7 separate regions of the Homo sapiens genome follow, and regions 2, 3, 4, 5, 6 and 7 are each linked to region 1. A link is a contact called in ENCODE Hi-C or POLR2A ChIA-PET data. All regions are on one chromosome and are shown on one strand. The core of a region is the stretch at or near the end of the contact, and the rest is flanking DNA. Distances in the headings are between cores, read along the strand shown. Region 1 has its middle 28 kb from the start of LINC00910. Region 2 holds the start of MAP3K14 (mitogen-activated protein kinase kinase kinase 14). Region 3 holds the start of FMNL1 (formin like 1). Region 4 holds the start of HEXIM2-AS1 (HEXIM2 antisense RNA 1). Region 5 holds the start of DNAJC7 (DnaJ heat shock protein family (Hsp40) member C7). Region 6 holds the start of GPATCH8 (G-patch domain containing 8). Region 7 holds the start of STAT5B (signal transducer and activator of transcription 5B).

The links. A loop is a pair of places that touch in the nucleus more often than their neighbours do. ChIA-PET counts read pairs that join two places held with the same protein, here RNA polymerase II (POLR2A). Pooled maps may share reads with other maps.
Region 2: a loop to region 1 is called in a pooled map, with 3 times the contacts of the local background. The contact joins the promoter of MAP3K14 here to the enhancer-like site in region 1. A Hi-C loop is called at or near these places in 1 of 37 single-sample maps with no recorded cell type and 5 of 50 pooled maps. POLR2A ChIA-PET finds 5 or more read pairs at or near these places in 1 of 52 experiments (Caco-2).
Region 3: a loop to region 1 is called in a map of natural killer cell, with 10 times the contacts of the local background. The contact joins the promoter of FMNL1 here to the enhancer-like site in region 1. A Hi-C loop is called at or near these places in 1 of 168 maps with a recorded cell type or tissue (natural killer cell), 1 of 37 single-sample maps with no recorded cell type and 5 of 50 pooled maps. POLR2A ChIA-PET finds 5 or more read pairs at or near these places in 1 of 52 experiments (AG04450).
Region 4: a loop to region 1 is called in a pooled map, with 9 times the contacts of the local background. The contact joins the promoter of HEXIM2-AS1 here to the enhancer-like site in region 1. A Hi-C loop is called at or near these places in 1 of 50 pooled maps. POLR2A ChIA-PET finds 5 or more read pairs at or near these places in 3 of 52 experiments (B cell, OCI-LY7 and activated CD4-positive, alpha-beta T cell).
Region 5: a map of naive thymus-derived CD4-positive, alpha-beta T cell shows a loop between it and region 1 (7-fold over the local background). The contact joins the promoter of DNAJC7 here to the enhancer-like site in region 1. A Hi-C loop is called at or near these places in 1 of 168 maps with a recorded cell type or tissue (naive thymus-derived CD4-positive, alpha-beta T cell) and 7 of 50 pooled maps. POLR2A ChIA-PET finds 5 or more read pairs at or near these places in 1 of 52 experiments (HEK293T).
Region 6: a pooled map shows a loop between it and region 1 (4-fold over the local background). The contact joins the promoter of GPATCH8 here to the enhancer-like site in region 1. A Hi-C loop is called at or near these places in 5 of 50 pooled maps. POLR2A ChIA-PET finds 5 or more read pairs at or near these places in 2 of 52 experiments (GM10248 and PC-9).
Region 7: a loop to region 1 is called in a pooled map, with 3 times the contacts of the local background. The contact joins the promoter of STAT5B here to the enhancer-like site in region 1. A Hi-C loop is called at or near these places in 2 of 50 pooled maps. POLR2A ChIA-PET finds 5 or more read pairs at or near these places in 3 of 52 experiments (CD4-positive, alpha-beta memory T cell, activated CD4-positive, alpha-beta T cell and activated T-cell).

What each region holds. Positions count from the first base shown.
Region 1 is chr17:43,359,246-43,362,810 of GRCh38, forward strand. No RefSeq gene overlaps it. Among named protein-coding and RNA genes, the nearest start is that of LINC00910, 28 kb to the right of the region's middle. RefSeq lists enhancers at 798-1,493, 1,539-1,718 and silencers at 1,969-2,028, 2,479-2,578. Within about 2 kb of position 1,251, at least 38 of the 41 ENCODE cell types and tissues checked have a DNase peak (open chromatin) inside an H3K27ac peak, as active enhancers do; they include B cell, OCI-LY7, PC-9 and 1 more, where a contact is called at or near this core.
Region 2 is chr17:45,314,782-45,318,911 of GRCh38, forward strand. MAP3K14 (mitogen-activated protein kinase kinase kinase 14) reads right to left here and starts at 2,239. Exons shown (of 16, transcript NM_003954.5): 1 at 2,179-2,239.
Region 3 is chr17:45,219,560-45,223,689 of GRCh38, forward strand. FMNL1 (formin like 1) reads left to right here and starts at 2,326. Exons shown (of 27, transcript NM_005892.4): 1 at 2,326-2,694. The coding sequence starts at 2,566. FMNL1-DT (FMNL1 divergent transcript) reads right to left here and starts at 2,206. Exons shown (of 3, transcript NR_147507.1): 1 at 1,790-2,206; 2 at 709-895. RefSeq lists silencers at 1,901-2,350, 2,361-2,410, 2,691-2,800, 2,723-3,017 and enhancers at 2,864-3,364, 3,365-3,865.
Region 4 is chr17:45,159,588-45,163,717 of GRCh38, forward strand. It overlaps HEXIM2-AS1 (HEXIM2 antisense RNA 1), which reads right to left and starts at 1,951. Exons shown (of 3, transcript NR_186789.1): 1 at 1,874-1,951. It overlaps HEXIM2 (HEXIM P-TEFb complex subunit 2), which reads left to right and starts at 2,288. Exons shown (of 4, transcript NM_001303441.2): 1 at 2,288-2,444; 2 at 2,901-3,048; 3 at 3,163-3,272. The coding sequence starts at 3,207. RefSeq lists enhancers at 923-1,538, 1,539-2,154, 1,808-2,037, 2,155-2,770, 2,188-2,387 and 1 more.
Region 5 is chr17:42,015,696-42,019,825 of GRCh38, forward strand. DNAJC7 (DnaJ heat shock protein family (Hsp40) member C7) reads right to left here and starts at 1,744. Exons shown (of 14, transcript NM_003315.4): 1 at 1,645-1,744. The coding sequence starts at 1,721. It also overlaps a transcript of NKIRAS2 not described here. RefSeq lists enhancers at 953-2,152, 1,263-1,312, 1,383-1,792 and a silencer at 1,903-2,052.
Region 6 is chr17:44,500,956-44,505,085 of GRCh38, forward strand. It overlaps GPATCH8 (G-patch domain containing 8), which reads right to left and starts at 2,451. Exons shown (of 8, transcript NM_001002909.4): 1 at 2,371-2,451. The coding sequence starts at 2,415. RefSeq lists an enhancer at 2,185-2,284 and a silencer at 2,385-2,734.
Region 7 is chr17:42,274,654-42,278,783 of GRCh38, forward strand. It overlaps STAT5B (signal transducer and activator of transcription 5B), which reads right to left and starts at 1,738. Exons shown (of 19, transcript NM_012448.4): 1 at 1,595-1,738. RefSeq lists a silencer at 1,371-1,980.

The DNA of each region.
Region 1 (3,565 bases), core at 1-2,500:
CAAACAAAACAGCAAGGAGAAAAGTCCCCTGATTTCCATCCTAGTGCTTCTCAATCACACTCAGCACAGCAGCAACAAAACACAACCACATCTATCGAATCTTACTGCTCATAGCTGTTAAATATCAAATCTCAATCAGCAATTTTAGAGCCGGATCCTCCAATGCTTTTGGTTCCCAGTGTTTCACAAGCAAACGGACAGAAATCGGGAGGGACATAGGAGAAGAATCAGTTAAAATCCCTAAGACCAGTTAAATGAAGTCTCCTGAAAATGACACTGAAACGGAGACAGCAACCAAGACAAGGAGGACGAGGCAGACTAATACAAAGAGCATAGCCTGCGGTGTCAAACCTGTTTTTTAGCCGAGAGGGGCTTTACTGGGAGGGGCCTCTAACCCTCCTCGGTCGGGCCTCTAACCCGAGGTCGGTCAAGTGTCCTTGCCTTTTATTAAGAGGGGCCTCTAACCCACTCTCTTTTAGGAAAGACTCTAACTCCATTAAGTTGGGCCTCTAACCCAATCCCATTCTTTACCCGGGCACTCCACCACTTACCCAAAGTCAGTCTACTGACTACTGCAGTGCTGCAGTCTACTTCCTTTGGGTTGGGGGAGTTTCTTCAGTATCGTCCCTTCCATCATTCGCCAGAAATATGTTATAGGACCCCAACACTTCCCCAAAGCACTATAGTCCCATCTGTGGTGGCCAGAAATACGTCACAGGAAAAGGGCCCCGATCCAGACCCAAAGAGAGGGTTCTTGGGTCTCGCGCAAGAAATAACTCAGGGCAAGTCCGCGGTGCAAAATAAAAGCAAGTTTATTAAGAAAGTAAAGTGGTGAAAGAACAGCTACTCCACAGACAGAGAAGGGCGTTCCTGAAACTAAGAGAAGGAACGTATCCACCCTAGGTACAATGCTTGTACACATGGGGAGAGGTGTTCTGTTACAAGGGTTTGTGATAATTAACTTTAATTATTACATTTTGCAAGAATCCCTATTACTACCTTTAAAGCAAAATTAGGAACGCCTTTGTTCTCCAGATATCCAGCTATCTGGACACTCGGGTCTCTTCAGTAAACATTAATTTGTTCCCTTAACCGTAAGTATCTGAAAGCTAGGAATATCCTTCTGAGAATGCAGGCCCGTAAGTCCCGGCCTCATTTTTCTAGCCCTCACTCAAAATGGGGTCGCTTCAGGTTCCAACGTCTCTGACAGTCATACTACATATGACTCAGCCACGTCAATGGAAAAAGTAGACTGGATAGTGACGTACCCGCAGAAAACGAATGCAACAATCTGTCATACAGATCTGACGGCAGTCAGATTCTGCAGTGAAGTAGAGGCGGTAAACTTGAATGCAACGATCTTCATACCGCATCCCACAAAGCCACGTAAATCCAAAAGCAGTCCGACTCTCGATAGTGAAACACATGCGGTAAACTTGAATGGAAAGATGTTTATACTGCCTCGGATAGAGACACGTAAATGAAAAAGCAGTCCCACTTGGGATAGTGAAGTATGGGCGCTCAACTTAAATAGGACCGTCCGCATATCGTATGTGAGTGAAGCAAGTAATAGCAAAGGGCAGTCAGATTACGGAGACCGATGGCGACTGAAGTGAGTGCAGTAACCTTTAACTCAATGATCGTCACGCCGCAACCAAGTGAAACCGAAAGCAACTAAGCGCTCGAAAGCACGCCCGGCCAGCTCAAAAACTACGGCGCTGATGGACCCCAGTGATCCGACGTAAAGGTGCAAACGTAAAGCGCACACGGCCAATTTAAAAGCAGCGGCGCTGATAGGCCCGGACGAACCGACGTGAACGCGTAGAAGTAAGGTACGCGCGATGAGCTTAAATACGCGAGTACTAAGAGACCGTGAAACCCGGATTTAAGCGTGTAAACGCAACACACAACCTAGGAGGTCAGTAACAACGGTCCCAACTGATGCAAATGGCCCAATGCAAACACGTTGACAATCTCCCGTTAGCGACAGTAACAGACGCTAAGCGCCCAATGCGAACAAAACTCCCGCTTCGAAAACTACACCTCGGAATCCTTCCAGCGATCAAGGGCCAGCAACACCACAAGCCTTCCACTGTATCAACACCGTTTTCAAAACGAAAATGTTAACGATCGGCCACTGTACTCCTTCTCCCACACATCCTAACCTCAGGGTGACAGATAGCACCCTGAATAACTCTCTCTCCTACGTTGAGATTGTGTATCTTTATCCAAATCTGAACACCTGCGTAAGTAATATTGTTACTATTTTGGAGGATATTCACTTTCCTTTTTTGCTCCCATAACTCCCGAGAGAAGCAGCCATTTTAAATTTGCATGCCCCGCCGTGCCCTGCCTGCCAACCACTGAACAGAAAAGCGCCTGTAAATCACTGGAATCTTGGGAAAGCTCCTTCGGCTTCATTGCCCTTCAGGAGGAAAAACCCACAACGGAAAAGACACGAAGAGCTCTAGGAGGCTCTTCTTTCCTCCTCCTCCCCCTCCCCTTCCCCTCCCCTCTCCCTCCGCCTCCCTTCCCCTCCGCATCCCCTCCCCCTCCCTTCCCCCTCCCCCTCCCCATCTCGTCCTGACCTAGCTGGCATCCAACATTACTTTAAACTTTTTTTCACACATACGTTGAAAGAATTGTTTGGTGAACACCCGTATGCCCATCACCTAAAGTCATCTTGCTGTACTTGCTTTATTACATGTGTTACAGACGTCTAATTACATTTTTTTTTTCTTTTTTTTGAGAGGGAGTCTCGCTCTGCCGCCCAGGCTGGAGTGCGGTGGCGCGATCTCGGCTCACTGCAAGCTCCGCCTCCCGGGTTCACGCCATTCTCCTGCCTCAGCCTCCCGAGGAGCTGGGACTACAGGCGCCCCCACTACGCCCAGCTAATTTTTTGTATTTTTTAGTAGAGACGGGGTTTCACCGTGTTAGTCAGGATGGTCTCGATCTCCTGACCTCATGATCCCCCGCCTGGGCCTCCCAAAGTGCTGGGATTACAGGCTTGAGCCACCGCGCCCGGCAATTACATATTTTGTATAGCTGCACACATGGAGACAGGTACTCAGGTCTCGTCCCTCTAGCCATTTCTCAACTGTCTGGTCCGGCAAGGGCAAGTTTTCGAGGAGGCCAGGGTGCAGCCCTCAGGGGAGCACATGCTCTGACTGGTTGCAGGGCTGGGCGGAGCCTTGGGAAAGGGGCCCCTGTAAGAGTTAAAGAAAGAGGATATAAACACGAAAAGAGTTTGGCTCTTGTTGCCCAGGCTGGAGTGCAATGGAGCGATCTCGGCTCACCACAAAGTCCGCTTGCCAGGTTCAAGTGGTTCTCCTGCTTCAGCCTCCCAAGTAGCTGGGATTACAGGAGCGCGCCACCATGCCCGGCTAATTTTTGTATTATTGTATTTTATTTATTTTTTTTTTTTAGAAGAGACACGGTTTCACCATGTTGGCCAGGCTGGTCTCCAAATCCTGACCTCAGGTGATCCACCCGCCTCGGCCTCCCAAAGTGCTGGGATTACATGAGGTACCGCACCCAGCCCCACATTACTATCTTCAAAGCAAAC
Region 2 (4,130 bases), core at 989-3,488, 2.0 Mb after region 1:
ATCTGTCAGCTCTTCATCGAGGCAGGCAGGCTTGTTAGGAAAGCCCATGTGCTGTCCATTGAGACAGGAAAAAAAATAGGAAGTTAAAAGTGCCTTCACAGGCCAAAGTGATACAACACTGTTCAGAGGGTGCCAACAACGAAGAAAACAACCCTGGATAAAGCTTTCATCTCTTTCACATCTCCGCAGATCTCTCACCAGACCCTAGCCAGGGATGAACTGTTATCAATCACCAAAAAAAAAAAAAAAATCACAACAGTTGCCGAGGGCTGGACAACCAATCAGCGCAAGCCATCTTCTCAGCAGTAAATGATATACACATATTCCAGGCAGATCACAAAGGAGTCAGTGTTCAACAGGAGAACCAAAATGAGGAACCAAACCTTCATCTGTTGAGGCGAAACAGCCCAACCAGACATTTTTGTTTAATAGAGGGAGACTGATTTGGCAGGGTCTCTGTGGTGCCGCTCCCACAAACTCTTAACAGACAATACCAATGACAAAAAACCCCCTTCAGAACTGCTTCTTATAATCAGAAAACACTCAGAAGATGGCCTGAAGCTTGGCAGCGTCTTGCTGTCTGATTTCACAAAGAGCTGGTACACATACCTGGGTACTTATCTCTAAAATTAGAGTCAGAGACGATTACTTTTATTTTGAGATCTTCTGAGAAGTTCTCCACACCCTTCAAAATAAATAAGGATGTCCGAAAGGTGTCTGAAAAATTCAGAGGTCTGGCATCGCTCCAAAGAAACTGATTGATATCACTTAAAAAACACCAAGAGTAAATCCAAACACAACCAAAGTAAGGCAAGCACTTTTTAAGTGTCCTCTCACATTAAGAGCATAAAAACCACACCAAAAACTTCTCCCTCCTTTCTGCATCTCAGTTCTATAATGTGGTCCTGATCTAGGATTCTGGGAAAGACCCATCCTTAGTCCCAGCTATGAGGCATCAGGCAAGATATATACCACCCCCACTCCCTCATACACACCTGCCTCAGGTGCCTCGCCCATAAAACAAGACACTACAATCTGTCTTACCACACAGCCATCTGAAGGAAAACGGAGCTCACAGGTATGAAGACACTAAGCAAAAAACACATCACTAATGTTAAGATACTGTCTCCTTCTAATCTTTCAGAAAGACCATGTTTCTAGTCAAGGGGTTTCCAACATTTTTCTTGGAATAAACTCCAGACTCCTATTTTATATCATGACCTCACTCTAATCATTTAATTTCATGTGCTTTTAAAGTCCTTAATTAAGTCATTGGTGTTCATTGTCTCCAGCGATCAAAAGTAGTTTTACCATTTACTTTGCTGATGTATGTACCTTTTCACCACTTATCCTCTCCCTCATTCATACCTCCAGTCCACCCTTTAGGGCCGAGAGCAACTTTTTAACCTCGACTAGGAAGGAAACACTTTTTCTGAAGCTACCCAGCACTAAGGAGGCTCCCGGGCAGGTGGGAAACGTACGTACAAGTGGCCCCTCTCTGCCTGGTGCCCAGTGGCTGCAAGATGCCAGGGCCACGATGGGTTTCCAAGATGGGAATGTTATATTTGAACCGACAGATAAAGTCCCGAGTTGGAGAGCCCAGAAGAATTACAGAGGAGGACTGGGGTCCGAGGGCGGAGGGAGGATGCTGCGGGCGGCCAGCACTGCCCCGCTGCATGCTGAGGACAGGCTTAGCTCCTGCTCCCCGCCTTGAGGTGTGACCTGAGAACTTCCCATGAAAGGCCGGGAGGGTTTCACGCCAGGGCAGATGCCAGGGCGCACTCCTGCAGGAGACACGTCCGCCCCGCGGCAGGCGAGCTCCATCCTGGGGGCACTGGGGCGCAGAGCAGGCGGGCGGGCCTGGCGGCGGCGCGGGGCACTAGTGAAGGGGAAGCAGGCGGCCCCTGCGCGCGCTCGGAGCCAGCGTGTGGCCAGCAGGAGTGCGCGGCCTGGAGGCCCGGGGCGAGCGCGGCACCGGCAGCGCGTGCGAGGGCGCGCCCGCGGACCGCTGCGAGTGGGTTGGACGGGGTACGTCGGACTGCGCTGGCCTGGCCGCCGACCCCACTGCTCCGGGGCGAGGGGCCAGGCCGCAGCCCAGCCCGGGGCTGAGAGGCGATCCATCCCAGCCGCTCCCTGGTCGCCTCGCACCGGGCCCCAGGGTCCCGCCCCGTCACCTACCGGCCAAGCGCCGATCTCCCCAACCAAGCGAGTGTTGCGCTCCGCTCGCCCGCGATCTCCCGCCGCCGGCCGCCGACCGCTGAGCTCCCGGCCCGTGGTCGCCCCGCCCCGGTCCCGGGCTCCGCCCCCTCGCCTTCTCGGCCGCCCCCGGGGCCACGCCTCCCCCGGAGGCTGTAACTTTGCCTCGCTTCGCGCCTCCTTTCTTTGGCCGCACCGCGACCCGTGGCCCCGCCCACTCCCCTACGCCAACCAATGAGACGGTCGTCCCGGCAAGCCCGTCTTCCCGCTCCCTAGCAACGATTGGTTAACGAGGCCTGGTTTCCAGAAATGGGCACTATTTCCGGACGATGTTTGTAGAAGGGAGATCGCTGGGCGGGCGGACTGACAGAAGGCGGAGGCGACTAGGGTGTTGGTGGAACCACACATGCGCCCTCGGCTTCTGGCAGTCTTACCAGCTGCGTTCTCGAGGTTACGGGAAGGAAGGGCGAGTGTGCGCATGCGTGGGCACTCCCTGCCACTGACTTCGGTTACCTTGGAGACAGCGAGGCGCTCTCCCTCGTGGGTCGCGCGCGTTCCGCTTCCTCTCTGCTGCCAAGCGGTGGCGGCTGAGGCGGGAGGTGGTGGGGGTAGAGACGTTTTTATTGAGCTCTTACCGTGTGCCTGGTCCTGTAGAATCCCTGGAATGAGTAAAGAAGGTTACAGTGCCTGCCCTCGAGAAGCTTGGGGAGCCAAGGGCTTACAGGGGCCCGACCTGTGGGTTGAAACCCAGGTACAAAGAGAGCATGTGGGTGCGTGGCGTGGTACGAGCGCTGAGCAAAGCATCTGCTCTCTGGGTTTGCAGACCACAGAGCCAGCAAGAGGATGAGAGCTTGATGTATGCAAAGAAAGGACCTGGAGTTCAGAATATGCATTGAAGTGTCAACAGTGCTTCTTTCTGAATGGGGGTCGGGGGTGGGGAGTAGGGAAGGTATAGAAACTTTTTCTAACTTTTGCCCCTCTGTATTATCTAGTGTTTCCACACTGAGCTTGTATTTTATTTGTAATAAATTCCAGGCCAGGCACGGTGGCTCACTCCTGTAATCCCAGCGCTTTTGGGAGGCAAAGGCAGGAGGATCGCTTGAGGCCAGGAGTTGGAGAACATCCTGGGCAATATAGCAAGGACCTCGTCCTTGCAAAAAAATAAAAGAATAGCCAGGCGTGGTAGTTTGCACTTGCAGTCCCAGCTAGAGGGGAGGCTGAGAGTCTGAGGTTACAGTGAGCCATGATCGTGCCACTGCACTCCAGCCTGGGTAACAGAGTGAGGCAGTCCTTTAAAAAAAAAATCCAAACTTTTTTTTTTATTGCAAAATAAAAGATGTACTCCTACCCTGGGCATCCCACTTCCATGAAGGGTCCATGGTAGGTGTGGTGAGTGGCTCTAGTCCGGGGATAGGCAGGCCCCACCCAAGGCTGTCTTGAAAAGTAAGGAACACCCCATCTCTGGAAGTGTTTGAGCAAAGACCACCATCTGCTTGAGACTACTTTGCAGACAGTCCGAAGCTGAACTCTTCTTTCTGGATATCTGTGCCAAACAGTCATCTCTGCTGGGGAATAGGGAAGACCATTTATTTAGGCAGTGGTCAAAAACTCACAACCTGAGGGCCTCATTCACTCACCCAGGCCAGAAATATGCTTTGTTTGGCTGGCCCAATATTTTTTTAAATTTGAATTTGAATGCCTTAGAGCAGAGCCTGCGGTTCCTTACAGTTCCCGCCACCCAACCATCTAACCTTATGTCACCTGTCTGGCCCCTGGAGCATTTGAGGTTGTGGCTCCCGTAGAGTCCGTGCTTTAGAGCCAAACAGTCTCTGGCGCCCACCCTGGCTCTGCCACTGACTAGCTGGGAGATGGCAGACAAGAAAGAAGCTGGACTGGTGGCCCCCAAATCTCTTTCCACCCCTAGGGTTTTGCAT
Region 3 (4,130 bases), core at 1,076-3,575, 1.9 Mb after region 1:
GAGGTTAAAAGTCTGTCCCTCGCTAGGCTGCAAGCAGCCCAAGGACCAAGGCATTTCTCATCTGCCACAGAATCTGCAGGACCAAGCACAGTGATGGGCATGTAGCTGATGCTAAGTAAAGGTTTATTGTTCAATTGAAAGAGACAGCCATTGAGGAATCAGGGAATCCATTCTTTAAAAAAATGTGTTTTTATTCATTAAAAAAAAAAGTCTTCCAGGCTGGACGGGGTGCCTCATGCCTGTAATCCCAGCACTTTGGGAGGCCGAGGCAGGCGGATCACTTGAGGTCAGGAGTTCGAGACCAGCTTGGTCAACATAGCAAAACCCCGTCTCTACTAAAAATACAAAAATGAGCTGGGTGTGGTGGCACGCACCTGTGGTCCCAGCTACTGAGGAGGCTGAGACTGGATAATTGCTTGGACCTGGGAGGTGGAGGTTGCAGTGAGCTGAGACCGAGCCACTGCACTCCAGCCTGGGCAACAGCGAGAGACTCCATCTTAAAAGAAAAAAAAAAGTCTTCCACGACAGTTATCTTATAGAGACAAGAAGAAGAAGAAAGAAGGAGAAGAAGAGGAGGAGGTCCTAGCTAATCTCAAGGGCAAGGACCCAAGGGCAAGGCTCTGGTCTGTCTGAGAAGGAGAATATGGCAGTGTGCAGGGAATGGATCATTTTCCCTGCATGCCCAAGGAGAATTCTGCTTTGACTCACCTTGGAGGTCCTTGGTCAGGCCACGAAACCAGTGATCACATCTCTCACCCATCTGGGGTGCTGGTGACCTTGGCAGAAGAAAGGCTTAAACCAGGTCAGCCTGGGGGAAGGGGCTGGCTCCTTCCAGGGTCTTCCTCCAGATTAGATGTTAACTCTCCGTCTCTTGCTTAAAGTCTTGTCAGTGGCTCTGAATGTGAGGGCAGAAGGAGGAGGATGCTGTCAGGGGAGGGGACACTAATGGCTCCTGACCTGGCCTAGAGATAATTCGGGGCTCCTTCAGCGGGCCCTCCCTCCTCAGTGCCCTGGAAGTGTAGGGAGGGGTCAGTTGGGGATCCCCACAAATTAAATGGGGAATGAGAGGAGCAACTGAAAGTCTCAAATTCAGGCTATAGATGGGACCCCAGCCCCCCATACTCTCCCGTCCTACATGAGATGGGCAGTGGAGGGCCAGGACAGCAACTCCAAGCCAGTGTAGGTTTTGGAGGTAGACAGTGAGGAGGCTTGCTTCTGTCCTTTGTTAGCTGAGTGCCCTTGGACAGCTTACTTACCTACTCTCAGCCTCAGTTTCCCCATCTCTAAAATAAGGCTACCAATACCTACCTTCTCTGGCCATTGTCAGGATGAATGAAAGAGCTCTGAAAGTATTTCTGTAATTAGCAGACATCAGAGATTGTTATTCTCCAAGGTAAGAGGCCCCCCTAGATCCCTGGCGGTGACAGTGTCAAGATTCTTTTTCCCTCCTCTGCGGTGCCCACTCCTTTTCCAGCCTTGTGGCTGGCTCTCATCCTCCTTTCCGCAACCCCCCACTCCTCCTTGGGACCACCTTGGCGGGCCCAGCTTCTCGCAGCCTGCCATATTCCATAGGTGCCCCCATTCTAAAACCTGTAGGGGTGCCCTGCACAGGCGCACGGTTGGTCGAGGTGGGACAGGTGGCGGGGGTCTCCACTGGCCTGCGTCCGCGCCCCCCACCCTGTTTAGGAGTTCCTGTTTGGAGATGGCTCCCCCTCGTCCTCAGCTCGTCTCTGGGCTAAGCAGGGGAGGAGAGAAATAAAAGGTGGGGGGCCTGGAAGGGGGTTCCCACCTTCTCAGTCCGGGACGCGAGACGGGAACGCAGCCCTGGCGCCCCAACGCTGCACCACCGTGGGTCTCCGAGCCGTGCTCGCAGTCGCTGAGATCCTCGGTGCGGAGAAGATGTGCCCCTCCAATCCCCAGGCCGTGATCCCCTTCACCCAGACCCGGCCAATCCCTCGCCCGAGGCGAGCGGGAGGATGCGGTTCTAGGACCCGGAGGCGCCGCCGAGCGCGCCGCCGCCTCGGCCTCGCCTCGGTGGCCTCCCGCTCCGGCAGGTGAAGCGGCGCCGGCCGCCCCCTCTGCGGCAGGTGAAGCGGCTCGGCAGCCCACTCCCCGCCCGCCATGGTTGCGGGGGTCCCCCGGCCAGCGCCCGCCCCCTCCCTCCAGCCCGCCCCCCTGGGGCTGGGTGCCCGGCGGCGGCGGCGGCGAACTGCGGTTTGCGCGCACGGGGAGCGACAGCAGAAGTTCGAAAATCGCCGAGGGGGGAGCCAGCGCCGCAGCTTCCTGCCCCCGGCCCAGCCCTCTGGCCCCGGCGGCCTGCAGCCTGACTTCCTCCCCCAACCCTGCAGCTCGCCGCCCGGTCCCACGGACGGGGCCGCCCCGATGGGACGCCGCGCTCCGGCCCCTGCGCGCCGCTGAGCCGAGCGCCCCCCGCTGCCGAGACCCCCGCCGCCACCGCCAGCCGCTGCCCCCTCGCCCCCGCCCGGGCCGGGAGCCTCGTCCCCGTCCCCCGGAAAGCTGGATTTCCGAGGCTGGAGGCGCCTGGCCGGCTGGGTGGGGACCACCATGGGCAACGCGGCCGGCAGCGCCGAGCAGCCCGCGGGCCCCGCCGCGCCGCCCCCCAAGCAGCCCGCGCCTCCCAAGCAGCCGATGCCCGCGGCCGGAGAGCTGGAGGAGAGGTTCAACCGCGCCCTGGTGAGTGCGACCCGGAGGCGGGTCGGGCGCGGGCGGGGGGCGGCAGGGGCGCGGCAGGGGCTGGGCGCGCGTCCCCGCCCCCGGGGACTCAGGTGCCGCTTGGAGATCCCCGGTCCGGCAGCTGCCCCCTCCAGGAGGTGGGAGCGACAGTGGCCTTTTTTTCAGAGTGACTTAGCACTCTCCCCCCAAAACTTTCTTCAGTTATCGCCCGGTCTCCCTCCCTAAGACGCCTCCACCCCAGCTGGGTCTTAAGGTCTAAACAAGTATGTCCTGTGAAGAAGTTGGGAGCGGGGCACGCACAGGGGTCCCGGGTCGCCCCCTTCCCCACTGCACGCAGGCCCAGCCACCGGGCGCGGGTCTGGGGCATCTGCCTTTCTGTGTCTGGAGTCAAAGATGAAAGGGTTACAACCTCCCGGGAGCGGGAGACCTGCTGGAGGTGTTGGGTCCTGATTTGTTGGGCGCCTGGGCTGCGGGGAATGGGGTTGTCGGATCATGGCCAGGAGGTATCTGTGTTTCTACCCCGCCATATGTCAGAGCCAGGGTGCCTGTGGGTCTTTATCTTGGGGCATCCTTTCCAAGCCACTGAAGGGAGTAAGATGAGGGAGGGTGGGGTCAGGACGGGTGGGTCGCCCAGGCTAGGGGTGGAGCAAAATCTGGAACCACCCCCCTCTGTGCCTACCTGGGGAATTGGAGCGGGGTCGCTGGGGAATAGGTCTCTGGGAGGGAACCAGCAGCTCAGGCCGAGCCTGGAAACAGTCAACATGTTCAGTGGGGTGGGGGCTCCAGAGCAGACTCAGGGGTCTCCAAGACCCTGCATAAGGCAGAAGTAGGGAGAGGAAGAGCTGCTCACTCTCACTCTCCCCACCCCCGACGCCCTGGCCCTGGCTCCCTCCTCTAACTAATTGCCTGGTGGCCTGCCTGCTGTCAGCCTTCCCTTGCTGGACGCTGGGTGACAGGCAAAATGAGGCTGTGCCTTCTCCCAGATGCATTTCCCAGTCCCTGCAGGTCTGAGGGTGGGGGCTCAACGGAGACACAGGCCGCAGAGGGTTCTGGCTCAGTTGGTGGCCCTCCATCTCCTTGACATCATTTCCCCTCGCCTGGCTGGTCATTAGGCCATACGTGCTAGATCCTCAGCATGGCTCCAGAGGGTCACCTCCTAACAGTTCCTGAAAATGTTGGCTTCTGTCCTCTCCCAAGAGAAGGCTGGGGGGAGTTTGGAGGAGCTATGGGGTGGCGAGGGATCCATCCTTGTGAAGACACCTTGCTTGATTAGAGGAGGGCAGGGACACTGAGGGACGCCTCACACCAGGCTGGCCCCTGACTTCTCCATCTCTCCACCTGCCCTGCTCCCCGCTCCCCAAGCATAGGACTTCACAAAGCTGAGCTGAGCTGAGCAGATGGGGGAGGGGGGAGAATGAGGAGACACAGTCTCTGGG
Region 4 (4,130 bases), core at 701-3,200, 1.8 Mb after region 1:
ACTTTTTTTTTTTTTTGAGACAGAGTCTTACTCTGTCACCCAGGCTGGAGTGCAACGGTGAGAGGCTCATGGCAAACTCTGCCTCCTGGGTTCAAGCGATTCTCCTGCCTCAGCCTCCCGAGTAGCTGGGATTACAGGCACGCAACTCCACACCCGGCTAATTTTGTATTTTTAGTAGAGAAGGGGCTTCACCATGTTGGCCAGGTTGGTCTCAAACTCCTGACCTCAGGTGATCCACCCGCCTCCACCTCCCAAAGGGCTGGGATTACAGGTGTGAGCCACCGCGCCAGGCCAAGTTCTGTTAAACTTTTAGTAAGGCTGAAGGCTTAGGCATGTTTTGACCATTTGTAACTGATAATAAGACTCATCACAAGGTACCCACAAAATTCACTGCCAGTCACTCTGCTACGTCAAAGCCTCTCCTACTTCAGCACCTACCTAGGCATAATTTTAACTGACATTTTAGCAATAAAACTTTTATTTGAAGATATCCTTGAGCCACAAATCTCTCTGGATTTAGATTTCAAGCAGTAGGAAGTAAGATGGTTTAACCTGCAATTCAATAAAAGAACTTCACATCAAACTTCAATCTTTAAGAAGCTGCTACAGCTATAATGTAAGGTTAAGAGTTTATTCTTTCAAAGCAGGTCTCCTCATCTCTTAAACGCTATACATATGAAGTAGATAAAAACTGGTTTCTTTTTTGGTAGCATTTAGGATCTACAAAAGTGATCCTTCAATTACTTGGAATTTCAAAAAATTGAGGTTACCTAGTAACAATGCACCAGTAGAACACAAAATACTCTGACTTTGTTTAGTCTGTGGGAAAAGAAAAATCTTTAAACTGGAAAGATTTTGTAGTCTTACAAAGATTACATTGGAATTGGAATTACTGTAGTTCGTTTTTCCCTCTAGGAGGGCAGCCATTTCTCTAAAAGTTGTGTAAAAGTTAAGACTAGGATTTCAAAATGCAAGCAGATGTTGATGAAGCATACGAAATGGGCAACTCCGTTTCTATTTCGGAGCCGCAGCGACTCCGACTTTGTGCCCCAACCCTGTAAAGGGCAAAACCTCATCCCTTCGGTGTAAACTTTCAAGAGAAGTGGGGCAGCACACTTTAGGCGTTTCACCAAGAGGCTGGCGACATGCTAGGTCAGGTTGTCCGGAGAATCGGGGCTGAATGGGAGAGATCTTGAGGGCAAGAGCCTCAGAGACCTTCAGGCACCGAGCTCGTGAAGGTTTCCAAGTGCCCCTCTCTAGCTGCTCCCAGGGGGAATTAGTGGTTGCTACAGTAGTTTAAGAGGGTCGTGGTTTTTCGCAACCCGGGCGGCGAGATGGCGCTTTGGTGTAAGCGAGGTAAGGTGGGTGCACTGGGATCTCCGCTCTCGGAGCCTCCAGCTGACTGCCACGCCGACTTGTGGCCAGACCTGCGACCTCCGCCCTCCCCCGCGGCGCCAGCCTCTGGAATCTGGCGTCGCCCCCACCTCTCCAGTCGAAGTGGGAGTCCCTCTGTGCGGGGCCTCGCCGCCATACCCAGGCCGAATGGGGGTGGGGAGGGAAGCTGGCAGAGCTCGGCCTCAGGATCCGCGCCCCTGTGGAAAGACCGCAGAGGGAAGCCGTTTCACCAGCCTCTCCCCTTCTGGGGTCTCGGGAAACACGCGGTAATTACCGAAGAACCCCGCACTCTGTGAGAGGCGAGGCTGCGGGGCTGCCGGGACGGTTTGAGGACCGGGCTCGGCCGAGGAGACTCCAACCTTCACCCTCCCTGGCCCCCGGTCCCACTTCCCGCCGTCTCCCGGCGCCGCCACTTCAGGTAGCCCACTCGGCCCGGCCTCTCCCCGCGCCCGGACCACCCCCCACGGGGTGCTCTCACTGCGCAGCGAGTCCCTCCGCTGCCTCCTCCCAGCCCAAAATGGCGGCGATGGCCGCCGAGCTTCTCGTCGCCTTCCTCAAAGGCCAAGGATCCCTCCGCGCCTGCTGCCCCGCCCACCTTAGCCGGATCTATTTTCTGCCCCGTAAAGATTAACGCCATCAATGAACTCTTTAATTGAGTTCGGAGAAGGCGGGTCCAGTTGTGCCTCCTCACAGCTAATCGTTGCCAAAAAAGCGAGAATATTGGCAGAAGGCTTGACCAATCAAAGAAGGCAGTGATGCGCGCGCGGTCTGCCCCCGCGCAAGGGTAGATGGGTTTTGGAGTCTCGGGTGTGGCTGTTGACGTTACAGGCCCTTGGATCGCTTTTCAGGCCAGAAGAACTACAATCCCCAGCAGGCACCGCGCGTCCAGGCTCTCTCTTCCCCCCCATCTTAGTGGCCTGAGCGGCTTGACCAGAGCTGCTGCAACTGCAGCAAGAGGTAGGGCTCAGGCGTTGGGAATTGCACCGACAGGCAGTCGCACAGAAAGGCACACAGATGTAGTGGTGTGCATAGCCCTTGACAGCGAATAGGTCAGTTCCACCTTTGCAAAACCTCTTTCCATGACTGTCTCCCTTCTTCCAAGAAATCCATCCTTATCCTAGTTGGGTTTCCCTCCCAGCTGCATGTAGTGCAAAGACCTCTTTCCCCTTTTCTCCTGTTTCCCTTTCTGAGAGGAAGGAGGGAGGCAGGCCAGGACCTTAGAGGAAAAGTCCTCAGCACTAGGCTGGCCCAGGTCCCAGCTGTGCTTCTGGCCTTTGGAGCCCAGCTTGGGGAGAAGGTTGGGGGTGCAGGGCTGCATCAAGATTGGGGCCACTGGAGACAGTGGGGAAGGACTCGTGAGCTTGCTCCATGTTCTCCCGTGGCAGCAGCAGCCCCGCTGCACTCCCAGCCTCCCCAGGCAGTCCTCCTTTGCCCCTTTGGTGGTTGGGGAAACAAAACTTACACCTGGCTTCCTGGCTGCCAACCTGGGCCTCGGTGACTTCCAGGAGGACAGTACAGGACATGAGTCCTGGTGAGGGACCCGAGGAGCAGGACAGAGAAGACGGCCCCTGAATCCCATTTGGCCCCTTGCTGGCTGGAGGTGTGAAAACCAGCGGTGGAGGCAGCCTTCGGGGCCTGCATTTGAGAATAAGGGTATGAAGGGCTGGGGTACAAAATGGCTGCCACTGCCTGGGCAAACAATTCTGGGCAGCCAGAGTATTCCTGACGTTCCTTCAGGATTTAGGTTTCTGTTGTTGTTCAAAGCAGGTGTCACTAGTTCCAGGCGTCTGCTGAAAGATTTGGAACAGAAGATGATGGCCACTCCGAACCAGACCGCCTGTAATGCAGAGTCACCAGTGGCCCTGGAGGAGGCCAAGGTAAGTCCCTGCCCTCCTGCCCACCCAAGCACCACGAGCACGGGTCCCACAGCTGAGATCCAAACTTCTTGTCCCAGATGTGTTGGTAGATTTGGAAAACCAGTATTTTGACGAATCAGTACTATGCACTAGGCAATAGGCCGGAATCCCAGTCTATGCTAGCTGATGAAATCTTAGTAACTGGCCGGGTGCGGTGGCTCACACCTGTAATCCCAGCACTTTGGGAGGCCTAGGTGGGTGGATCACCTGAGGTCAGGAGTTCGAGACCAGCCTGACCAACATGGCAAAACCCTGGCTGTACTGAAAATGCAAAATTAGCCTGGCATAGTGGTGGCGCATGCCTGTGATCCCAGCTACTTGGGAGGTTGAGGCAGGAGAATCGCTTGAACCCAGGGGTCGGAGGTTGCAGTGAGCCAAGATCTCGCAATTGCACTCCAGCCTGGGCGTCAGAGCGAGACTCCGTCTCAAAAAAAAAAAAAAAAAAAAAAAATCCTAGTAACCCTTTCAGGTAGGAATTATTTCCAATTCCCAGAAGCTAAGGTTCTGAGACCTGAAATACCTGTTCCAGAATCATGCTATCTACAAGCAACAGACCCAGGGTTTAAACTTAGGGCCTTCTGACAACAGAACATTGCCTTGACCTCAAGTCCAAAGAGGGCATGGAGGGACTGGGTTGAATGTTTACATTTTGTCCAGGCTAAGAACCAAGTCTGAAGCAGGAAGAAGAGTTTTTGGTTCATAATTTGGAATGGACCCAGGCAGGCAATTCACTTGAGACCAGAAGTTCAAGACCAGCCTGGCCAACATGGTGAAACCTCATCTCTACTAAAAATACAAAAATTAGCTGGGCATGGTGGC
Region 5 (4,130 bases), core at 494-2,993, 1.3 Mb before region 1:
AAACAACAATTAGCCGGATGTGGTGGTGGGCACGTGTAGTCCCAGCAACTGGTGAGGCTGAGGCAGGAGAATGGTGTGAACTCAGGAGGCGGAGCTTGCAGTGAGCTGAGGTCGCGCCACTACACTCCAGCCTGGGCGACAGAGCGAGATTCCGTCTCAAAAAATAAAAAATAAATAACCTGTGGCCAAATCCCTATTTACAGTATAAAGAACCACTGAACTCTTTCCAAATACAAGTAAATCTCTACAATTAATTTAAGCTCCGTCTGCACTGGGAGGAATTTTGTTTCCCATTGTGCAGCTCTTTAATGATGTATAAGGGTTGATGATGCTTAGCTTTAAATATCTAGGAAGAAGTAGGAACAACATGAAAGCTCAAAATTAAGAACAGAGACTGGACTCTGGTGTCCTGGCTTCTCTGATATCCCAGGGGCCTATTACACTTTGTCAGGCCCCTCAGCTCCCAGCAGATCAGGAACTTGAGATCTGGCTGTGGTAACCACCCTCAAGCTTGATAACTATTCATTGCGTCCGAGTACTTCTTATATTTCGAACTCATTAGATAGTAAAAATCTCAGAATCCTGATTTCAGATCTCATGAACTAATTCTACATCACCGCCTCAAATTACCCAGCCTGAAGACACAACGGGCTTGGTATGAAGATATAAAGTATGTTGCAAAGAGACTGAGGGCACTGTAGATATCTTGAACAAAAGGGTCAGACTAACCCGCAGCTGATAAGGAAAGGGCTCCAAACTTCTAGAACCTTCTTGTCAATTCTGCTTTAGGATTAGAACAAGTATGACTACCCACAACTCTGTTCCAACCCCACTTCCAATAATCTGGCCTAACTGTTGCCAGAATCTAGAGCGTTCTCGAAAACCACTCACTCAGCAGCTCCCTTGGCTAGTCCGACTGGCAATCTCGAACCACTGCGGCTGCTTCGGAGTGCCAACAGCGCCCAAGCAGTTGCCCTCTTCCTTGGTGCTTAACTTAAGAAAGAACAGTGCTGGGAAGGATAAAGATCACCCAGGAAGGACAGGGGAAGAGGAGTCTGACGTAGAGAACACGAGATAAGCCCCTCGCTCTTCCTTTTTTTCTCTGTCATCTTTGACTTCTGGGATAACCGGGGGCAACCAGGTCAATTATGGAGACACACAATCACTTCGAACCCAGACTAGTGATCGCTGGGGTATAATTACAAGGGAAAACGGGGTGAGGAGAGCAAAGGTTTTGGAGACGGAAAGTGCAGACAGGCAACAATGCACAGAAGTTAACAAGAGAACGCGGGGGTCGGGGGCGATGTAAGGAAGTCGTCATCGACGCCGCGCCGCTTCCCCCACCTCGCACCAGACCTCTGAAATTGCCCTCGGAGACTCGGCCTCTCCTATAAGGACGATCGTCCTCTCAGCTGGAGAACAAGGCCATGCCTCAGCTCCTACGCCAGGCGGAAGCGGGAGAGGAAGGCCGACCCCCAAGAGCGCCCCTTCAGGGGGTCCATCCGGCCTTGATCTCAGATGGGGGGGTGTTTGCGGAGGGCGGGGCATCGCCTCAACAGCTGGGGGCTGCATCATGGCAGGAACGAGTTTCCCTGAGCCACGGAGCTGCAGGTCGCCTCCTCTACTACCCTGCTACCCGGTTACCTCTTCGCCTCTTGGTCGTCGAGCAGCTCCGGCTCGGTCGCCGCCATTACCACATCGCACTCCGCGGCAGCCGCCATCTTACCGCCGGGACCAGAGAGCTGGGTGGGAGGCCGGCGGTGAAGAGCACTTCCGGTTGGAGCATAGAGCAGCTCCGCGGCGCCGCGCCCAGAAGGGCTCCCTCGGGCTCGTCTACCAGAGAGAGGCTCCGCTTGGGGCCAGAGCGGCCTCCCGCCCCCGGATGTCCACGGTGGTCTCCGCGCCGGGGCGGGAGCCCAGGGGCTGTGCCGGTGCGTAGGCGGCGCCACTTTACCCGTGGGTGGGAAGGCGGGGTGTACCGGTGGTAGCCTCTCTAGGGCTTGGCTGCTTTCAGTATTCCAAGAGCCTCATTGCCATAGCAACTTCCAATCCTAGAGAGTCTTCCTGAAAGGCTCCGTGGAGTCTGGGTTGCGTGGGGACCAGGTGACCCAAGACTCTGTAGGGAAGGAGTCCCCACTGCTACCTTTCCGACCTTGGAGTGTGTCCACAGCTTCTTCCCGGGAAAGTCAAGAGACACTTTGAGCTCAGTTCCCCCAGCTTTCATCGTTCTCTGGAAGCCCTGCCCAGTCAAGCCAGGGGAACGCAGGGCGTCTTCACCCTGCGCCTTTCATCCACTCCGGATCTCCAAACACCAACTGGTTCATCACCCTAATGACGCTGACCCTTTTACAAGGCTCCTTTCATGTCAGCCGCCTGGGAGTGCCATCTCAGCATTAAGCCTAGGAAAGCTGACACATGGCGCCCCAGACCCTGCCCTGGAGTTTATAAGGAAGCTCGCGGGGTGAGGTCCTTGCTCTTGTGTCCCCAGTACTCCCACCTCTTATATAAACTCTCTACTCATCACGCTTGCCTTGCCGAATGCGGTCTGGATTGAGAATTCATAGGGGACAAGGGCACAGTTTAACTGTCTTTGTTGTTATTCCCTCACCCAAACGACTATTTGTGGAGCTGAATTAAATTGGAGCTTTCTGGGGTTAAATTGGAGGAGTATGAGGAGTAGCTTTACAATGTAAAGCTAAGAGTAAAATAAGAAGAGGGCAAAGGAATTTTAAAAGGATTTACCTGTTTGTTCCAGGAAAACAGCATGTGCCAATGCTCATACTCTGCCTATCCCAGTGTGGAGGGAGCTGAAACCACAGCGACCACTGAGTAGGGAGGGATAGGACAAGCTCACTAGGTTGGAAAGGAGGGGTCATTCGTTGAGCCAATCACTCAGCCCTTTCCAAAACGCCTACTCTGTGCTAGGTTGTGAGGGCACAAGACTTACAGACCACCTGCCCTGCCTGCCAGTGGCTCATAGTCCAGTCTAATGCTAGCCAACCTGTCTCACCATCTTCCCACTTTATGTTCTATCTAAGGCAACTCATTTATTCCCACAGCTTTACTTCCATCTGTTGATGACTCTCAACTTTTCATATCTCCAACCTAGACCTTTCTTCAGCTTCCACAGCTGTATATCCAACTATCTACTGGATATCTCTTGTATGTTTCACAAATCCCCAAGGCTTACCATATTTAAATTTAACTTTTTCATTGTCTACCCACACCTCAACAACAGAAAAAACAAATGTTGGATGTAATTATTATCTTTCCTAAATTCCGTATCTTGTTAAATGGATTAAACCATTCTCACTCTTGGCTTCCAATTTGTTGCCAAGTTTTGTTGATTCTCCTACCAAATATTTCCCAAATCTATCTCCACCTTTCCATCCCGATTCAGGCGCTCATCATTTTTTAAAATCTTGGAATAGGCTGGGTGTGGTGGCATGCATCTGTAGTCCCAGCTATTTGGGAGGCTGAGGCAGGAGGATCACTTGAGCCCAGGAGTTAGAGGCTGCAGTGAGCTATGATCACACCAATGTACTCCAGCATGGAGAAAAGAGCAAGACCCTGTCTCAAAAACGGCAACAACAACAACAACAAAACAACAGAAAAAAAAACTTGGAATACATCAATAGTCTCCTAATCGGTCTCTAATTTCATCTCTGTTCAGTCTTCCCTCTTCTGCCAGAGTGACCTTCCTCAGGGACTGATCATGTCTCTTCATTGGCAATGGCTTTCCATTGCCGTCAATTTGATCTCTTTGGCCTACCACACAAAGCCTTTGATTATCTGTTTCTTTTTTTAAATAATTTAATTTGAGTACCAATATTTAGGTCCTTTCTACCACCAATATTGAACCCAAGTTCTCATAGTTTCAGAAAATGCCATGACTTGTAGCCGTTTCCTCCACCCTAGAACACCCTTTCCCCCAGGCCCTTCAGTGTCTGCTGACTCAACGTTAAATGCCCTTTTGCTGTGCTCCACAGCACCTCAGTAGTTGTTAGACATCTAGCTTCTCTAGACCGTGAGTTCTGATGGGCAGCCACCATGTCTAACTCGTCCACTTTCTCTCAGTATATGGCCCTGCACCAGGCACAGACAGATGATGCTCAGAAAACATTTGACGA
Region 6 (4,130 bases), core at 1,201-3,700, 1.1 Mb after region 1:
ATTTTCCCTTTATTAAAACATCTAGAAAAATACCACTTTATTTTTCAATGAATGTACTTTAGAAATGTTAACATAATTTATAAAAGTTTTAACATCTTACAACTGTCTAAAAAGGTTTCCATTCCCAATACCCTATTTACCCAAAATGCTAGGACATCTGAATTTTAAAAACCAACATTTTCGGCCAGGCGCGATGGCTCACACCTGTAATCCTAGCACTTTGGGAGGCCGAGGCAGGCGGATCACGAGTCAGGAGTTCGAGACCAGCCTGGCCAATACGGTGAAACCCCATCTCTACTAAAAATACAAAAATTAGCCGGGTATGGTGGCGGGTGCCTGTAATCCCAGCTGCTTGGGAGGCTGAGGCAGAAGAATTGCTTGAACCCGGGAGGCAGAGGTTGCAGTGAGCCGAGATCGTGCCACTGCACTCCAGCCTGGGCGACACAGCGAGACTCCATTTCAAAAAAAAAAAAAATTTTTCCTGGCTGACCCAATTTAACAGGGGTTGGTTCTTTCAACATATAAGCAGAAAATGAAGTATACGTATCATCTTCAAAGGACTACCATGAAACCAAAATCGGGTTTTGCAATACCCAACTAAAGCATCAGAAGACAGGGTCATCTTACTTGGAAACTGAGTATTGAAAAAGTACAGGCTAACCCCCTGAATGTTTTTCAGGAAACAGCATTCACACTCTGCTATCCACAATTTTCAAAATCTTCATTAAAGGCCCTGAAAATCCTGTTTGCTAAGCCTGCTGGAATTCTGTGGTTGACAGTCATCTTCCCTCAAAACTTAACTGTCCATATTATCTATTTTCGATTTTATTAGGTCACCTTGAGATTATTCTCTCCTCTGAAAAGCATTTGCGGGCTTTAGTTATCAGTATGTCTCTACCGGTAATTTAAAAATCAATAAAGCTCATACACCTTGCAGCCAACTCATATTTTATAGTGCTTGCTAATATATATATATGTGTGTATATATATATATTTCTCAGGGATCAAAAGGCTAACATGAACTGCTTCAAACTTTGGTGAATCTGCATTATATCCTTAGAACATCCTGAGACTCTCCTGTATTGTGCTGCAGCTATACAGCAGGCGCATGATCACAAGGCTTTTTAACAGCCCCCAGATCCCTTACTGCTGCAAAACTTCTCATAAGCGTTCTATGTACTAGACTGTTAACAGTGCTGAGTTAAAATTGTTAAACTGCTTTACCTATTTATTTACCAATCCTATCATCTCAGGGAATTCAAACTCTTTAAACTGCCTTCTGAAACACATCTAGAGTGCTTTCGTACTGCTTTGAGTAGGATCTGCAGCGGGATAAAAACTTGAGTTCTGAGATTCATCCCGACCCAAATTGCAGTTGCCAGGATATGCGGTAGTAATGCAGTGTTTTTTTTTTTTTTTTGAGACTCTACGGATGTATTTTACCTAGAAATAGCCAATCTCTACTAAATCCCTTTTAGTCTTCGAGATTTCCGCGGTAACAATTTCAACAGAAAGGTATTTTCAACAGCGAAAAAACAAGTTATTCTAATTTGGCCTTTATTTTTTACTCAATAGAGCTTGCCATCGTAAGGGCATTTTTCCATACTAACATTTGCAATTGAAGAAAGAAAAATCAAGCTTTTGGCACTAGTGACCCCATGCGTGGACGGCCTATTATCATCACGCTTCTCACAAATCTTTCGAGATAGGATTTGAGGTTAGGCTCACATCGGATCATAGTCCAGTAACTTACTGCTTTCCAAGCCCAATTAACAGCCTAATAACAGCAACACTTATGCCCCGCGAAATCTCAATGTATGACTAACCAATAAGGCGTCTGATAGCGAAGGCAACCTTTTCCCAGGTAAGGAAGAGGAAAAGCAGACAATGAAAGGAATTGATTTATCACAGTGAAGAAAGAAAAGAGAAGGACCCCAAAAGGATCCGTGAGAGCAAAATCCCGGGGTTCGGAAGCCTTGGCCTCAGCAATACTCTCCCCCAAGCCCTCTCAGCCCAACCCAACCACCCCTCTTGTCCCCTGGGAGCCAGCCCTTCGCCGGCACAGATCGGGCAGACCTGGAGGGCACAGCCCCTCACACGGCGCTCAGGCCCGGTTCCGAAATCCGATGCCAAACAGGCGGAAGCCGCAAGCCCCGCGGCCTGAGTTTCAGGGGTAAGAGAATGCGGGTGCGAGGAGATGCGGCCTCCCTCAAGCCGGGAGGCCTCTTGAGAAAGCAGAGACGGGAGAAGAGCGAGCTGGTTCGCAAGTCGGAGCAAAACTGGAAGGAAAGAGGGCTGGGAGCCGGAGATGAAGGAGGTTCTGGGCTAGACCAGCGCCTTCCCCGCATCCTCGGCGACGCCCGTGTTTACCTGAAAGTCTCGGTCTTCGTTGAAGCGGGAGAAGCGGTCCGCCATTTTGCCGCCTTCACTCCTCTCAGGACGACGCTCTCCGGTTCGCTCCTTCCCTCCTGCGACACCCACCCCTCCCCGGTTCCCCGCCTCCTCCCACGCCCACCGGGCGCGCGCAGCCGAGGGAGGGAGCGAGAATGCGCGTCCTGACGGGAGCCCCGCGGCGCAGGCGCCTGCCAGCCCTGGAGGCTGACCCTTCCCTCTAGCCCCTGCTCCGCGCGCGACCCGGAGCGACCCCGGTGGCCGCGCGTGCGCACTCCCGCCCGAGAGCCGCGAGAGCTTCCGGAGGGAAAGGTCAGAGGGGGCACCGTGCGGACAAATCTGGATGTTTTGCTGTTGCTCACTTCCGGGTGTCTTTTCTCACTGTTGCTTCCCCGTGTGCGCAGAAGTCCATCGTCTTCACTAAATAGCAGCATAATGTTGGGCCGAAAGCGCGACCTTAGAGCCAGACTGCTTAGCTTCGAATCTCAGCTCACCCTGAGGATTCAACGGTGAACGAGACAGGAATGATCTCCTCTTATGGGGATTTCATTCCAGTGGAAGAACTCACATAACTCGTAAAATAAATATTTTTAAATATCAACAAGTGCCACAAAAAAGTAAAACTGGCCACAGTGCTGAGAGGGACAGTCTCTGAAAGGACCTTTGACCGAGGCACAGCGAGGAGCCTACAGCATTGGGGCATAGGGAACGTTAGACCCAAAGGCCCAAAGACTGCAAGGAGCTTGACTTCGAGCCATCCTTTGAGAGAAGTATTTCACAAGGGACCGAAGTTGATCCAGATCGACTAAAGCTCTCTGGGCTTCAGTTTCCTTTTTATACAATAGGGAAATTGGATTCAGTAATCTCTGATGCTCCTGCCTAGCGCTGACTATGAGAGTCAAGAATCGGATTTTTCCATCCCTTCTGAGGACCTCACCCAGTGCTCCAGGACTCTTAGCCAAAATACATAAAACACATAGAAGGGTGGCAGGACTTCTCTCCTTTTGAAAAGAGTAGTTGACAGAAATCACACAATGGAAAAATGGGTCTTACCCTGCCCTGAAAGAGTCAAATGGAATGTAATTTTTTGAGGAAGGGTGTGTATTTTCTAGCTGTTACCCTTTGCCCCACCCATGCTTCAGCCTACGCTTCCATCTAAGGGGAGGCAGGGCACACAGAATTCAAACATTGTATTCTTTTTTTTTTTTTTTTTTTGAGACGGAGTCTCGCACTGTCGCCGGAGTACAGTGGCGCAATCTCGGCTCACTGCAACCTCCGCCTCCCAGGTTCAAGAGATTCTCCTGCCTCAGCCACCCTAGTAGCTGGGATTACAGGCGCCCACCACTAAGCCCAGCTCATTTGTTTTTTTTTTTTTTTGAAAAGGAGTCTCACTCTGTCGCCCAGGCTGGAGTGCAGTGGCGCGATCTCGGCTCACTGCAAGCTCCGCCTTCCGGGTTCACGCCATTCTCCTGCCTCAGCCTCCCGAGTAGCTGGGACTACAGGCGCCCGCCACCAAGCCCGGCTAATTTTTTGTATTTTTAGTAGAGACGGGGTTTCACCGTGTTAGCCAGGCTGGTCTCGATCTCCTGACCTCGTGATCCGCCTGCCTCGGCCTCCCAAAATGCTGGAATTACAGGCGTGAGCCACCTCGCCCGGACTTTTTTTTTTTTTTTTTTTTTTGTATTTTTAGTGGAGGCGGGGTTCACCATGTTGGCAAGGCTGGTCTGGAACTCCTGACC
Region 7 (4,130 bases), core at 488-2,987, 1.1 Mb before region 1:
GTTACAAAATGAAATTTTAAAACATGAAAGGCACACTCAATAAAATACATCCTCACCTAGGAACTCACAGGCAATGAACATAACGCAATATAACATAAGCAAATGGACAACAATAGAATGTTGGGGAGAGAGGCACAGTTCTATTACCTTAATTGAAAGATAACAAAATTATTTGAAATAATGTAGACCCAACAGCTGAAAGCTTATTATGGCCCAGGCGGCTATCCAACAGCTTTGGAAACCTAAGATCCAAGCAGACCATAAACACCACTTGAAGACTGAAAAAAATGACATAAGCCCAAGTATGATATTCAGTGTCACGCTGGCCCTTTCAAAGGGCATTCCCTGAGGACACTGCAGAGAAAATGTATGGAATTGTATCTAGGCAAAGATCTGTATACTGCACGATGCTTTGGGAAGAGCACGAATCTCAGAGTCCTTGAAGTTTCAATCCCTGGATACTCAACAAACAGCCGTGTCACCTGAGCAGGCCACTTACTCCACCTATCTGGGCCTCAGTTTCCTCATTTGTACAATAAAAGAATGGCATCATCGCTGGGTTCCTTTCCAGCTCTAACATTCTTTGACCCACTTTTGGCACTATTTATTTGATACGAGGTATGGCGGGATCACAGGGACCAAGAAGAAAAGAACTGACTCTGGCTCTTTGGCAAAGAGAGAATCGGTATCTCTTTTAGTCTTTAAAATTCTTGTGCTTTTCATTAATCCCGTCTTTCTAAAAGCTGACACTTGGTTTTCTTCTTTGGCTTTTCCATCACTGCTGGCTACAAGTGTTTGCAACCGCCTCTTGCTCCGTGTGAGTTCTTTCCTCTTTGTTCACCCCGACCATCTTGCCAGATTCCTTTAGCCTCAGACCAGCTTTTGTGATACAACTCCCCTTCCGACTCTCCATATCTACCCCCCGACACCAGGAGCACTTTTAACCCTTTATCCCTGACTAGAAAGAAAAAGCACACTGCATCCCACGGCCACACGCACGAGCCCAGGCCTGGCGGGTCCTGATGTGGGATCCCGCCCCCCAGAGTCTTATCGAAACGTTCGTATTTGTTGTCTTGATTCCTTATAAGGCCCTGTTTCTTGAAGCTTTGCTAATACCCCCCACCGCACCAGGCACCCCCGCAGGCTCATCCCATCCCCGGAGTCCCGGGAACCTCTTTTGAAAGAAAGAAGTTAAAGCAAGGAAGACGGCTGGGGATATTCGGAATTGCAACGTGAAGGTGTGAGGCGGCTGACAGCAGCCCCCTGAGCTCCTATGGGGTCGGCGCGGGGTCCCCACACACCCACTCAGCACACGCGCACGCAGCCTTTAAAGCGCACGCCCCCCGCGGCGCCGCGGCGTTCGCAAGTCCCCCTCGCGCACCCCGCATTGCCCTCAGCCTCCCCGGCAGCCAACCCGGACCCCCTCTCCCCGCGCGCGCCCCTCGCCCAGCGCGCAACCACCGCGGCCCGGGAGTGATGGCGGCGGCGCGGCCCTGACGGGCGGCTGAGCGGCTGGAGCGCGGGCCCCGCCCGGGCTGGCTCCCCGGCCTGGCTCCCCCGGCCCCGGGCCCAGGGCTCGCCCCGCAGCTCCTACCTCGCTCGGCCCCTCGGGCGCCCGCGGCTGCTCCGGCCCAGCTGTCTGGCTTGCCCGCCCGCCCGCTCGCTCCCTCCCTCGGCCGGGCCGCCGCGCGGAGTTGCCTGCGCTGGGTCCCCGCCCGGGGTGACGGCTCCGGCCGCCGACTCTCCTCCCGCCGGGGCCCGCGGGGGCGCGCGCGCCGCTCACGCGCGGAGGCCCAGGGACGCGCGCCGCTGGCAACCCGGAGCGCGCCCCGCTTCCTGGTTCCGCCCGGCGCGCGCTCGCTAGCCCGCTGTCCCTCGCGCCCCCTCCGCGACCGCCCTTGAAGGACCCGGACCCCCTCGGCACACCCGAGGTGGCGGCGCGCTCGGCGGTGCCGGTGCCGGCGCCGCGCGCACCCCCTTTCTGCGGCGGTGGGGTGTCTTCCCGGCTCGGCTCCCTAGCCGACGCCGCACCGCAAGCACATGCTGCTTTGTTTGGGTTGGGTCGACCACCACTAGCAGGGCTAGGGCGCACTGTCGTGGTCGTTTTGGTTGGCCCCCTCCGCGGCCCGCCCACCTCTCTCCCTGGGAGCCCAGGCCCGCGTTCCGGGTCCTCTCCCGCCGAGGCCGAGGTCAGAAGTCCACAGGGGCCCCGATCAATAATTATCCTGGGTTTGCCCCCGGGAGGGCGTCTCAGCCAGGGCTCCTGCCGCCTGCATGGGCACGGCAGGAATTCACATTCGCCCAGGCCGAATTCACCTGTCCGAGTTCCAGGGTGAACCTACGGGGGACGGGGCGCCTGGGGCCGGTTCCCTTCCTGGGAAAATCTGGCTGGCTCCCACCAGTCAGAGCTGCGGGAGGGACTGCTCTCTCTAGAGAAGAAAGAATAAACAGGGTCATCTGTAGGATCCAGGGGAAGGGGGTCCCCCAGATCCTTTCCACGTGCTGAGGAGGGGGTTGCGGTTGTGGGAAGCCAGGCTGAGTCACCCACTCTCCTTTCCTCTGCTACGTCTATCTCCCGGAGCTGGCCAGCGGTTTCCCTGGCAACCCTCCAAGGGCTAGCACTAAAGCAAGACATAGGAAAGCTCCAGAAGCCAAGCTGCAGGGGCCAAAAGAGAGAGAAGGACCCCTCCCGCCCCCACTCAGACACACAGAGCTCCCCTGTGTGTATGCAAAACGTTCATGTCCAGAGATGGCCCAGAGCTGCAAGTTCTCCCATAGTCCTCCCTGGGCAGCTCTTTCCAGCGGCCTTCTCTTCACCTCCAGAATGACACCAGCCACAAAGGTCTCCAGCTGGTCAAAAAACCCTTCTCCGCTACCCAGGCCACTGCTGCAGTCCCATACTCTGGGCCAACACCTGGCACAGTGCTTTGCACAGAGTAGGTTCAGGGAGCTTGGAGGCCAGAGAAGGAAGCAGGAAGCAGGATGGATGCGCCAACCAACCCCGAGCTCTCTGGCAATCTCCCTGACAGTTACTGCCCATGATGTTTTGACACTCAGGTGCTCCATGTTCTCCATATTTCTCTTTTATCTTTTCTTTTTCTTTTCTTTTTTTTTTTTTTTGAGACGGAGTCTCTCTCTGTTGCCCAGGCTGGAGTGAAATGGTGCGGTCTCAGCTCACGGCAACCTCCACCTCCTGGGTTCAAGTGATTCTCCTTCCTCAGCCTCCTGAGTAGCTGGGATTACAGGCGCACACCACCACATCCGGCTAATTTTTGTATTTTTGTAGTAGAGACGGGGTTTCACCATGTTGGCCAGGCTGGTCTCGAACTCCTGACCTCGTAATCTGCCCGCCTCAGCCTCCCAAAGTGCTGGGATTACAGGCATCAGCCACCGCACCTGACTCATGTTTCTCTTTCTTGTGAGCTTTCATCCCTGCACACATGCTATTCCCTCTGCCTGGAATGTCCTGCCTTCTTGATGTCTGCCCTTCGGTGACATTTGCTTCAGGCAGCATGACCTCCCTCCTTGTTTCCCACCGCGTTATTCATGCCTCTATTACAGCACTTCTTGTGTTGAAGGACAATTTCATGTTTTCATGTTTCTGTCTCTGTCCCCAAGGGCAGACGCAATATGCTATTCACTTTTAAATCCTCCTACTCGTGTTCAAGCCCAGAACAGACACTCAATAAATATTTTTGGAACAAATGCTATGCTCTAGGAATGCAAATGGAGGTTACAAGGACTATGCAGTCATTAAGAGGACAGGGTCTAGCCCGGTGTGGCGACACACACCTGTGGTCCCAGCTACTGAGGAGGCTAAGGTGGGAGGATCACTTGAGCCTGGGAGGTCAAGGGTGTGATGATTTTTTTTTATTTTTATTTTTTGGAGACAGTCTCACAGAAAAAGGTCTCATGGTGTGGTGGCACAATCACAGCTCAAGGCAACCTCCTGGGCTCAAGCAATCCTCCTGCCTCAGCCTTATGAGTAACTGGGACCACAGACGTGCACCACTACTCCCAGATTAATTTTTTAAAATTATTTGTAGGCCGGGCACGGTGGCTCACGCCTGTAGTCCCAGCACTTTGGGAAGCCAAGGTCGGTGGATCACGAGGTCAGGTGTTCCAGACCA